Regions from separate parts of the Mus musculus genome. Here region 2 is linked to region 1. Evidence: chromatin contacts called from ENCODE Hi-C or POLR2A ChIA-PET data. All regions are on one chromosome and are shown on one strand. Each heading gives the region's core, a stretch centred on a gene start or an enhancer-like site at or near the end of the contact. The rest is flanking DNA. Distances are from core to core; before and after follow the strand shown. Region 1 overlaps Rap1gap2 (RAP1 GTPase activating protein 2). Region 2 holds the start of Ccdc92b (coiled-coil domain containing 92B).

The links. A loop is a pair of places that touch in the nucleus more often than their neighbours do. ChIA-PET counts read pairs that join two places held with the same protein, here RNA polymerase II (POLR2A).
Region 2: a loop to region 1 is called in a map of left cerebral cortex, with 3 times the contacts of the local background. The contact joins the promoter of Ccdc92b here to the enhancer-like site in region 1. A Hi-C loop is called at or near these places in 1 of 37 maps with a recorded cell type or tissue (left cerebral cortex). POLR2A ChIA-PET finds 5 or more read pairs at or near these places in 2 of 5 experiments (Patski and embryonic stem cell).

The regions. Positions count from the first base shown.
Region 1 is chr11:74,383,195-74,388,896 of GRCm38, forward strand. It overlaps Rap1gap2 (RAP1 GTPase activating protein 2), which reads right to left. Exons shown (of 25, transcript NM_001015046.3): 23 at 5,589-5,665; 24 at 5,125-5,163; 25 at 162-4,317. The coding sequence ends at 5,155. Among named protein-coding and RNA genes, the nearest start is that of Olfr412, 21 kb to the left of the region's middle. Within about 2 kb of position 2,614, at least 1 of the 3 ENCODE cell types and tissues checked has a DNase peak (open chromatin) inside an H3K27ac peak, as active enhancers do.
Region 2 is chr11:74,616,649-74,622,350 of GRCm38, forward strand. Ccdc92b (coiled-coil domain containing 92B) reads left to right here and starts at 2,957. Exons shown (of 4, transcript NM_001013784.1): 1 at 2,957-3,198. The coding sequence starts at 3,114. Gm50590 (a long non-coding RNA gene) reads right to left here and starts at 4,211. Exons shown (of 3, transcript XR_001780261.2): 1 at 3,881-4,211; 2 at 3,618-3,760; 3 at 1-865.

The DNA.
Region 1 (5,702 bases), core at 1,364-3,863:
CTCAGTATCTGCCTGCTTTCACCTCCCCTGTCCCCCACTCTAGGGTCACAGGATGTGCAGTCAGGCATGGCTTTTTGTGGGCTGGAGATTCAAATTCAGATCCAAATGCTTGCGGAGGGAGCACGCAATCTTATCCAACAAACCACTGCCCCAGTGCCAGGTTTGTTTGCTTTGTTTGTTTTTAATATTAATAAAGTTTTCAAACAGGTTCAAGCTGATAGCCACCCTCCAGTGAAAGGCCCTGCCGAAAGTCTAGTAGAGCCCCACTCCAAGAAATGTGAACTCTAATGGACACAAAATATGTTATTTATTGTCAATTTCTGCAAAGACACATTTAAGCAACAAAATATACATTTTCAACCTTTTAGAATTTGTTTTATACATTAACAAATACAATGTGCTACCATAGCAATAAATTAGATGTACACTATTTACATCACATAGGCAGTCAGGATCTACAAATCACCCCCCTCACTGAGAGGAAGCAAAGAAAAGTCATCGTCACAGGGGTCACTTTCAAACTACACCTCTTAGGTTCTACCACATGGGCATCTCTTCACATGGCAACCCCGGCACCCTGGGAGCTGGAGATCAGGCGGGGACATCACAAGTTGGCATAGACGCTAAGGAGTGGGAAGGGGAATTTCACCCTTTCAAGTGGAAATGTCACAGAACCAAAGACAATGGCAACTGATTCCAGTCTTGCAGCCAAGCGCACTATCCGCTGGGGGTGTTAAGGCCCAGGTCAAAGCCACTGCCCCAGCTACTACTCACTGCAGACGGCCCTTGGCTCTGGGCATCCAAAGAAGCACATAGCCTGGCTGCAAAGAGACACGGGATTGGTGTGGGCAAGCGGCTGGTGGCAAAACAGACACCAGAGTTTCGTAGGATGCCTCAGAAGCCCTCCACCGAGTGGGCGGCAGGATCAGCCTTGTTCATTGTGCCAACCTGTCTTTGTCTTTGATTGAGGGGTAACTAGAAGCTGGGGAGGGAACATGGGGTTCCAGAGTATGGCTAACTAACCTGGTTGCTGCTGGCCCAGAAGCCATATGTTCTATCGGAACCCCAGGACCCAACACACGTACACACAACACAGCTGTCTTTGCAGACCAAGAAACAAAGGACAAAAGGTGATGTTTGAGTTGGCACCATAAAGGGTCAAAGAAAAGAAAATGACACTGGCTGTGCCCTGCCTGGTCACCTGAGCTGGGCTTTTATTACCCATCTCCATTTTAAAACCTGGAGAGGCCTGGGCCTAGACTCAGCGGCAGAGCCCTCACTCAGCATGAGCAAGGCCTTGGGGACGTTCCCAGCACCACCAAAAAATGAGGAAGGGAGGGATGGAGAGAGGGAGGAAGAAAAGATATATCAGAGAATTAGTTCATTTTATCATCTTCTGTCCTGATTTCGAACAAAGAAGTCAAGGGTAGCTAATGCATTTTGTCCAGATGACTTTGTCCCAGTCACTGAAAACCCAAAGAAGCACTTGACTGCAATCCCTCCTCCTCCATTTCCCAAGCCCCCGGGTCCTCACTGATCGAAGCTTGTCATGCTGGAAAAGAGCAGAGGCAGAGGCCCTATCAATACCTCGGACCTCAGCACCTGCCCGCCAGTGCAGAGACCCCAGCTACCAGGCTTCCTCAAAACCCAGGCTCCAGGAAATGCAACTGCTTGCTGTGCCAACAGTAAGTACAGTTGGTATGCAGGAACGGGCTCAAGGCGGCTGTGTGGCCTCAGGCAAGTTCTTTCTGTTCATCTGGAGGATGACATGGTCTGTTGAGATGCAAACAGGGCCTAGGAGGCTTGAGTATCAAAAAGGGCCCACAAAACTGAAGTCCAGATGGTTTTCCAAGAAACACCATTTGACATTCATTATCACAGAGAGAGAAACTCTGGCTAAGGCCTTCTATCTGGAGCCCTCCCACATCTGCTTTAGTGTATCAACAGAGCTGGGGGCATCTGGATGCCTATTAACACCTGCAAAATATAGTTTCCAGAGTTGTGACCAGGAGAACCCCTTGTGGAAGTAACAGTGGAAATGTCCCCCCACATCCAAGCAGAAGTATCGGCTACAGAGGCTCAGTCACATGAAGGGGCCTCAGCAAGGCTCGGAGCCCTAAGACTTGGTACAGCCATGAAAGGAAAGACTGGATCAGAGTGTGGAGGAACAGCCTCCAGCCCAGAGGGCTGAGAGGAGACTGGGCCCTGCCATTATTCTACTCCCGTTAAGCAGAGAACTTGAGCTGGGCTGGCGGTACCTACTCTGGAAGCCACAGGATGACCTATTAGATAGAGAGAGGCATGAGCAGAGGGCAGGGGCATCTCATATCCTGCCCAGAGTACCTCAGCAGCAAACCAAGGGTGAGGACCACAGCCAGGGCCTCTCAGTTCCTCAGCACACAGTCATCCAGCCCAGAGGTAATGCCTGCAGGCAGAGTAGCCAAAGCAGTGGGGACGAGGCTTATAAGGTTTCCAGACAGCGTGGGACAACCTGAAAGCCCCTGAAGAGCCCCAGACCACAATACAACATAGCACAATCACCAAGTGGGGAAAACTGCCCAACACAGAGAAGGGAGCCAGAGTCCTGTAATAGTTTCAAAGAAAACACGGTTTGACCTTTCAAGTTCAAGCAGAAACCTGCCAGCAGAACACTGCCAGAATCCACCCGCCTTCTTCCAGCCCCGGCTGCCGCTACGCTGGCTTTTAATAAAAGATAAACAGATATTCTGTTGACCTTCTAACTAGAACAAATCTTACCAGACTAGTATTTCACGTAAGCAGGTTTCCTAAGTGGAGTGAGGGATGAGCTCCCCCTCCCCTGGCTGCACGCAAGTGCGTGGGGGATGAAGGACCAAAACTGTGCTCAGATGACAAAGGCAGCAGAAACAGTTACTATACCAGCCCCAAAGGCTGTTCCACCCTTCTGTACTTTGGCTTGGGAATAGGAGCCTCTGCAGGCAAAGCACTTGGTTGGAAATTCTTGTCATCTGCTCGATGACACAGGAGCCCAGAACCAAGCAGCCCTGTGCCACAGACCCATGTGTACTTAATGAGGTGGGATCTTCAAGTGCCTGCTGTGTAGAGCCAGCGTTTAGCCTGTTGGATGCTCTATTCTACACCCAGCAGCAGAACCTTCCTGCAAACCTGGAAGACTGAGGAGCCAAAGACAGCTTCTCAGTCTTCAGGATGGGCTGGCTCACCCAGAGAAGGCAGCCATGACAAGGAGTACAGATGGCCTGTGGCTTAAAGCGCAGGCTCGTGGGGTCTGGGCTTCCAGGGGCCCTGAAGATGGGACAATGGCCTAAAAACCTGCAGTTGGAGATGGAAGGATGAAGACTAGGGGACTGAGCCTAGAATCAGTCCCTGGGCAGTACTGGTCCCCTCACGGGTAACAGGACCTCAGAGGTGGAAGAACACTGTATTGATTCCAACACTAAATTCAACCACCACACACTTGGCTGACCAAAAACTGCCAAGACACTCTCCACTACATCTCCCCCCTCTCTCACCTAAGACATGGCTTAAACTATGTCTTTTCCAAATTCTCACACAAGTGGAGACCTGAACCCCTAATGAGCCTTCTCACCCAGAGGCTCCTGCACTGGCCTTGTGTTCACCTTGGACTCCACACTCCTGGATGCCCACTACCAGGGCTCCTCCAACCACATAGATAATCAGCAGCTTGTGTAGAATTAGAAAGGAAAAAACCTTGAGACTACAGTCAAGGGAGCATGCAGCCGGGTTCTAGAACACCTAGCTCTGACTGGGAGCGTCCACCAGCCTGAGCCTCTTGAGGGGGCCCTGGCAGAAGTGACAGAGCTCCCTAGGCCTGGGCTGGCAGATGTGTCGGAAATACAGTAAGATTCAACCCAGAGGATACTGGGATATTCCTGGAAAAGCAGTCCAGGAAGGCACTGCACTGCGACCCAAGACAGACAGTACCCACCCACCATTCTGCAGTTACCTCTGCTCCCCACCACACAACCCTCTCTGTCCCTGGGGCAGACGAGCTCCCTAGCTTCTCGCTGAGCCCCCTGGGACTCAGAGTCCCCCTTGCCCAGATCTTTTCCTGCATGTAAAACAAGATGCTAGTTGACTCAGATAGCCGGTCACATCAGGAGGTCAGAAGCACAGGTTGGGGCTTTCAGGTCTGGAGAAGGATCTGGCAAGGTCATGGCCAGGTCAGGACGTGGAACAGACAGCTGGTGCGCTGGGCAGGTGGCCAGTGAGACAGCAGGCCTAAACGGTCAGAGTAGTGGATGGCACCCCCAAACTGCTGGAATTAGGAGCCTTCTGTAGGCCAGAATCCACACTTCCCTGGGAAGATAAGGAAGGGGGGATGGAGAACAAGCATTAGGTCAAAGAGAGATGAAAACACACTGGAGCCAAAGTAGGGAAGCCACTCAGGGCAAGGAGGCTGCCAAGTGTAAGGGGCCTGGACTCAGTCCCAGAAGCCGTGTGTAAGCATTGTACACCAGAAGCATCCACAGTCCCACACAGGTAGTGGAGGCCAACATCACACTCCCGTTTCCTCTTCTGTTTTCTCAGACATGGGTTAAACATAAAGTGAGCTTAACTCTACCCTCCCTCTTGGTCCCAACTCACTCACACTCCAGGGAGACCTCACTGAGCAGGTGGGGCCAATGGGTCTCAGGTGACCTCACTTTCAGGAGTTCACTGGTATATCATGACAGGAACAGAGACCACCCTGGGGTTGTCCCTCAAAACAACGCTTGGGTAGGGGCATCTCATGTCATATTGGGGAAGACAGATACCAGCCTGGAGCCTTGGCCAAAATACAAGGAGAGAGACTGACTGTAACGGGGAAAGGAAGGGGTAAACGGGGAATTCCTCCCAGGGAAACAAGTGAACTCTTCCGCTACTTCCCCTCCTAACTACTACAACCAGCTCCATCTAGTGTGGGGGTCTACCACAATAACACTGGACAACCCTTCCTGGCCACTGTTCTCAGCCCCGCCCCCCACAAAGGCCTGGAGATGTCCATCAACAGTAGTCCTCCATGTTCCTCAGCTGACTTTCTCTGGCCATTCTCAGGCCATAAAGCCATAGACACTCTGACCTCAAGGGAATAGTCCCCTCTCATGGCCACAGTAAGACACTCACCTTGGATAAGGGAAGGTCTTCACTTTCACATTAGTGACCCTGTATAAGAAACACACAAGATTTTTTTTTTCAAACCACCAGACAACGGCCTCCACCTGCAGCTTTGGTGCACTTGGCTCTTGGCAATCAGAGTTCAGGAAGGGACTTGGGCTTCCAGGGGCCAGCAGAACCCATCTCACCTCTGGGGATGGCTGTGTGCAAGAATGAGGCGCTACTGTAGGATGGAGTGGCAAAGGTGGCTGGAGAGCTCCCAGCCTGGTCTGCACCAAGTAAGGACAGAAACCGTCACCCCCAGATCTGGCAGAGCACGCATCTCTGCCTGCTTCAGGAGACACCCCCACACACACCCCATGGGCACTCTCTAGGTGTTCTCTCTCTCTGGAAAAAGTCTGGCTAGGAGGGGTGCTGGAATGTGGGGTGTAGGGCTCATAGGGCCCTTCCTTAGATGCCCACACCATCCTTACCGCACTGGAGCTAGCATGGCTGAGTTTATCAAAGCGGAATTTCAGGTTGGACCTCGGGGAGTTTCTGCTTTTGGCATCTAAGAAAAGAAAAAGGTTATGGAGCTTAAGGGGTTA
Region 2 (5,702 bases), core at 1,707-4,206, 230 kb after region 1:
TCACACACACACACACACACACACACTACATTTGAACTTCACCTCACAACATTTTGAAATTTCTGTTTTTTATTTCATTTTATGTGTATAGGTGTTTTGCCCAAGAGTGTCTGTCTGTCTGTCTGTCTGTGTATCACTTGCATGCCTGGTGCCCGTGATATCCAAAAGAGGGTGTCAGTTTCCTTAAAACTGGAGTTACAGATGGCTGTGAGCTGCCGTGTAAGTGCTGGGAACTGAACCTGGGACCTCTGGATGAGCAGCCAGTGCTCTTTACCATTGAGCCATTTTCCAGCCCCTTATATTTTTATTTTTATTTTAAGCATATACGTGTTTTACCTGTACAAATGTCTACGCACTATGTGCATGTCTGGTGCCTGGGGATACCAGAGGAAGGCATCAGATCCCCTGGAGTTGGAGTTACAGATGATTGTAAACTGCCATGTGGGTGCTAAACCAGGGTCCTCTGGAAAAGCAGCCTGTGCTCCTAACCACTGAGACATTTCTCCAGCCATCCCTTGAGATACTTTTTGAGATTGGGGGGGGGGGTTGTTTTGTTTTGTTTTTTATTTTGGAGACAGGGTTTCTCTGTGTAGCCCTGGCTATCCTGGAACTCACTCTGTAGACCAGGCTGGCCTCGAACTCAGAAATTCACCTGCCTCTGGCTCCCAAGTGCTGGGATTAAAGGTGTACGCCACCACCGCCTGGCTTGAGAATCCTGTTGATAGATGTTGTCCTTCCCAGCTTATTGAAGAAGTGTGATTCTAAGGGTTCGGGGGTACAGTGGCTTATGCCTATAATTCCAGCAATCCAGAGTTGAGTCGAGATTACCACAAGTTCAAGAACAATTTAGCTTCTGGGTCAGACTCTGTCTCAAAAACAAAACAAAATGAACAAGCAAAAAGAACAGGAGGAAAAGGAAGAGAAGAAGGGGGAGCTCAGAGAAGCTAAGAGTTTTCTAGAATTTTCTAGAATTATTCAGCTGCTAGAGGTAGTATAGCTAATATCAGAGTTTCAGATTCTTTCATACCATGTCTTTTGGAGACGGAAAACATTTTTTAAAGTTCTGATACCTCATACAATTGAGTGCATTAGTTAGTTTATCATAATCTGTATCCCCACAGGAGACCCTCACAGCTTAGGAATGCTGTCCTGTAAGGGCAGGAAGGAATTGAGAACAGGACCCACTGGCCTTCCCAACCAGAAATTACTTACGCATGCTGAAAACCAGCCTAGAGCAGAGCTACAAACTACAGATCATGTGAGGTTCGAACAAAACACAAGCACCTATTAAATACAAAGTGCCAGTCAAAACAGCTAAGACTTTCAATTCTGCCATGAGAAGCTAAAGTTTTTATTCATTGACACCCAAGTCCACTTAAGCCTAAGAGATTTACAAGAGAGCTGAGTGTGGTGGTGTATGCATGTAATGCCAGCACTCAGGAGGCTAAAACAGGAGGATCTGGAGCTTAAGGTCAGCCCAGGCTACAAAATGAGTTCAAGGCCAGTTAGGACTAAGTGACACCTTATTTAAAAGAAGAAGAGGAAGAGGAAGGAAGAAGAGAAAATAATCTTGAGATGGTAATGCACACCCTTATACTCAGAACTCAGGAAACAGGCATGAGGATCTCTGTGAATTCAAGGCCAGCCTGGTCTATGAAGCAATAGAGTTCCAGGCCAGCAAGAGCTACACACATAGTTTTTTTTTTGTTTGTTTGTTTTTTTTGGTTTTTCGAGACAGGGTTTCTCTGTATAGCCCTGGCTGTCCTGGAACTCACTCTGTAGACCAGGCTGGCCTTGAACTCAGAAATCCGCCTGCCTCTGCCTCCCGAGTGCTGGGATTAAAGGCGTGCGCCACCACGCCCGGCTAGCTACACACATAGTAACGCCTTGTTTAAAAGCAAAATTAAGGCCTTGTAGAAATTTGGCTCAACAAGAAAGTAAATATTTGGCTTGTAATGGAGTGAGGTATTCCAGACCAAACTTTAGGTCTGAGTCCTTAAAGACCACCTCTCCCTTCAGCATGATAAGGTAGGATTGGAAATGTGTTGCCTTTGGGAACTCCGAGCCTCCTGAACCCCTGTCATCAACCATCATGTGTACAGGTGTCTAGTGAGCCCCCACACTATAGTGAGCACTGTACAGGTATTAACTCATTTAATTCTCACAACAACCCAATGGTGCACTCCATACACCACCATCTCTCCAGAGAAGAGAAAGATGCTGATGGTGCCAGAACTCTAAGATGAGCAGAGTAACTCTAGAAATCTGTTTACAGAAGAAAGGAAAAGGAGGAGGAGGAGAAGAAGGAAGAGGAGGAGGAGAAGGAGGAGGAGGAGGAGGAGGAGGAGGAGGAGGAGGAGGAGGAGGAGGAGGAGGAGGAGGAGGAGGAAGAGACCCGGCTCAACACCAATAGTGCCTTATGCGCCTTATACTTTTTACGGACTTTGGAATTTATAAAAGATCTTTTCTTGATTCTGGGTACCATCATATAAGAGGTGAGGTGATTCACCCAAGGTCACAAAACTAGTGAGACATCTGGCACAGCTTTGCTGCTGCCTCTACCAGGAACACATTTTCAGACTATCCAGCAGCTCTCGAATACCCCAGCTCGTGGGTACCCCAGCAGGCAGCGGGCGCTGCCTCACTTAGAGAGGCGGAGCGGATCCTGGCCTGTGGGCCTGGGCGCTGTCCGCGGTGCTGATCGGTCGCCGCGTCCCTGCTCGCCTAGTCGTCTGTGGTGTCTCGGGCTCCCTCCTCAGCTCCCAGCCAGGGCCGGATCCGAGGATTCTGCTGCTCGCGGGGTGCGAAGGCCCGGATCCTGGGGCTCCCCGAGGTCCCAGGGTTCCCCTCCCCCGCCCCAGCCTCCCCTCCCCCCGCCCCGCCCACGGCCCCTCCCCGAGCGCCCCAGGTCCCTCCCTTCCCCCTTATCTCTCCCACCCCCCGCCCCCTCCAGCTCGTTCGCCAGTTCCGGTCACGTTGCTGGGTGTTTACGCCCGAAGCCTGCCCTAGGCCCCCCACCTCTGCGCCCCGGAGCCCCCCAGAGCCCTGGAGTCCGCACCCCACAGCCTCGCAGCAGTTGATGGCGCCGCAGCCGGGCCGCGCTCTGCGGATCCATGAGCGCAGCTAGCGCGGGAGAAGAGCTCTTCCAGAGACCCAGCGAGGCCCGGGCCGGGCCCGGCGGCTCTCTCGGGTCCGCAGGTGAGCAGGCCGGCGGTGGGTGTAGAGGGTGGGCGCTGGCTGGGTGATCAGGGTGATGAAGAGAGCCCCTGAGCTCCGGCTCCGCCTGGAGGGCTGCGCGGGGTCTGGCACCGCAGCGCGCGAGAGGCGGGCAGGACGCGGGCTGCTGGCAGAAGTTGTCCTCCGCCGCCAGACCCGAGCCCTTCCCGGCATTGGCAGGGGGTCCAAAGCAGTCCAGACCACCACTCGCACCGTTCTGCCTGCTCTTCGTATCCTGGCTGGTTCCTCTCTTCCCTATACCCTGTGGTATCCATAACCCTCAACCCTGCCCCCCACCCTGCAGACCCCCTAGTTCTGGGTGTCAAATTCGAGGCATAAACTACAGAGCATCAAGATTGAAAGGTGGGTCAAGTTTTTCCCGACACCCCACTCCCATGTACCTGAATCCTCAGCAATGCTGAGGTTGGGGTTGTGGGATCTTCAGTGGAGCGGGGAGCCAGAGTTGAGGGGTGTCTGGGAGGAGGGACTCTGTAGTGCGGAGGATCACAGGTCCTTAGAGAATGTCTCTGCTACCAGCCCCCACCTTGCAGACAGAGTCCCAGACACTTGTCAAAGGCCAGATCTTGGTTCCAGACTCGTCCTCAGGAGAGCCAAGGACTTAGAGGGGGTGGCAGAGTAATTATTTTTTAATACGTGTACTCACTTGCCCTGGTGATTCCCAGTAAGACTCAATTCATTCTCTCGGCTTCACTCTTGGCTGTGTGGTTTGTTTCTTGCAAGGAATTCCCAGAGTCCAAACTGCCCGCAAGAAGGCTCTAAAATGCAAAGGAGAAGTCAGATTTCAGGAGACAGAAACTGGGTGGAGTGTAGGAAGCTAGGGCATGGCTGTACAGGGAGAGAGTTTATCTGGAGAGCAAGAGGTAGAATCCAAAAAACAACAACAAAAAAGAGGTTTAGCCAGCAGATGTAAAGTGTGGCTGCCTTCTGAGGAGCTATGTGTTACAGGGTGAGTGCCTCAAAGTGTCTCCTAGGTGTCAGCACAGTTGTGCATGTCCGGCAAAGGGCTTTACCTCTCTGGGGTCCTGTTTCTTCATCTCTGGAGTGGATGTACTAGTAGGACCATCAGTGTACAGATGAGTTAGTGTGTATGGAGCTGAGGACGGTACTGAGAGTTAGTGTGTGCTAGCATTTGTGCCTGGGTCTTCAGGCCTGGACCTAGGAAGGCTTCTGAGATCTGTGCTCCTCTTGCCATGGGCTTCTGAGTCAGATGATGAAGAGGAATAATGACTAAGAAAAATAAAGAACATATAGATTCGTTTATCCACTCATCCATAACTCAGCCTCTCCCAGCTCATAGATCTACTTTGGCTTTAGGAAACAACAAAAAAATTAGCATTTACCTAGAAACAAGGAGCCAAGGAGATATGCATTCTTAAAGAACATCAAGAATGGTATAGAGATATTCGTTGACCGGACAGATGTTTTTGGCTCCAAAGAGGAAAAGAAGCAGTCAGAGTGAAATTGAAACTGGGACAAGACATCAGTCAAGGCATAAGACGGGGCACATGGAAACTCCGTGGGATACGAGAGCAGGAGGCTCCCAGGGGCCAGGCTGATCCTCTCCCACATGCTACGCTGGCTTGAAGGAAGGATGGGGCAGAAAAGAACTGGGGAGCAAGGAACAAGCTGAAAGGTGGAGGGGCTAAGGAGAAGTGTAAACATCTCAGGGAAATTGAAAATTCACTGGGGTATGGTTGGCATATGCCTGCAGTCTCAGCGTTAAGGATGCTGAGGCAGGAAGATTGCTATGAGTTGGAGGCCAGCCTGGGTTATATAGCAGGTTCTTGTCCATCGTGGACTACAGAGTGAGGCCATTTTAACAACAATAACAGCTATACGTAAGTAGTTAATAAAAATAGTTTCAGACTTTTACTTAGCGGGCATCTTTTCTTACTTAAAAGTTTATCATAGTAAGGACCACTAAAGGGAACTAGAGAGCTAGCTCAGCATATAATTCAGAAGACAGTCTGAGTTTAATCCCAGATCCCAAAATGGCATGAGATAACTAACCCCCCAAAATTGTCCTTTCACCTCTCCATGTTCACAGTAGCATGAGGGGACCTGTGCCCCCACCCACCCACACACACAGAGTACACCTATGAGAATATGTGCAGTACATTTTTTTTTTCAAAATAAAAGATCACTAAAAGTGAAGCCAGCTGTGTTGTCACATACAAACAGGCTTTTAATGGCAGCGCTCAGGAAACAGAGATAAGCAGATCTCTGTGAGTTAGAGGTCAGCCTGGTCTATATAGATAAACCCTGTCTCGAGGGAAGAAAAACAGAGAGAGAACAGAGCCACTATCCCTACCCTCTGGCTTCTGGACCCCTCCCTTTTCGATGCTGAATTCTAGAGCTCTGTAGAGCAAAAGTTGAAAATCATTGGCAGAAATGACTCAAGTCTAGGGTGGTAAGATTCTGCGCTTCCTGTGGTAAATTGAACCCAAATAACTGTAAGAACTGAG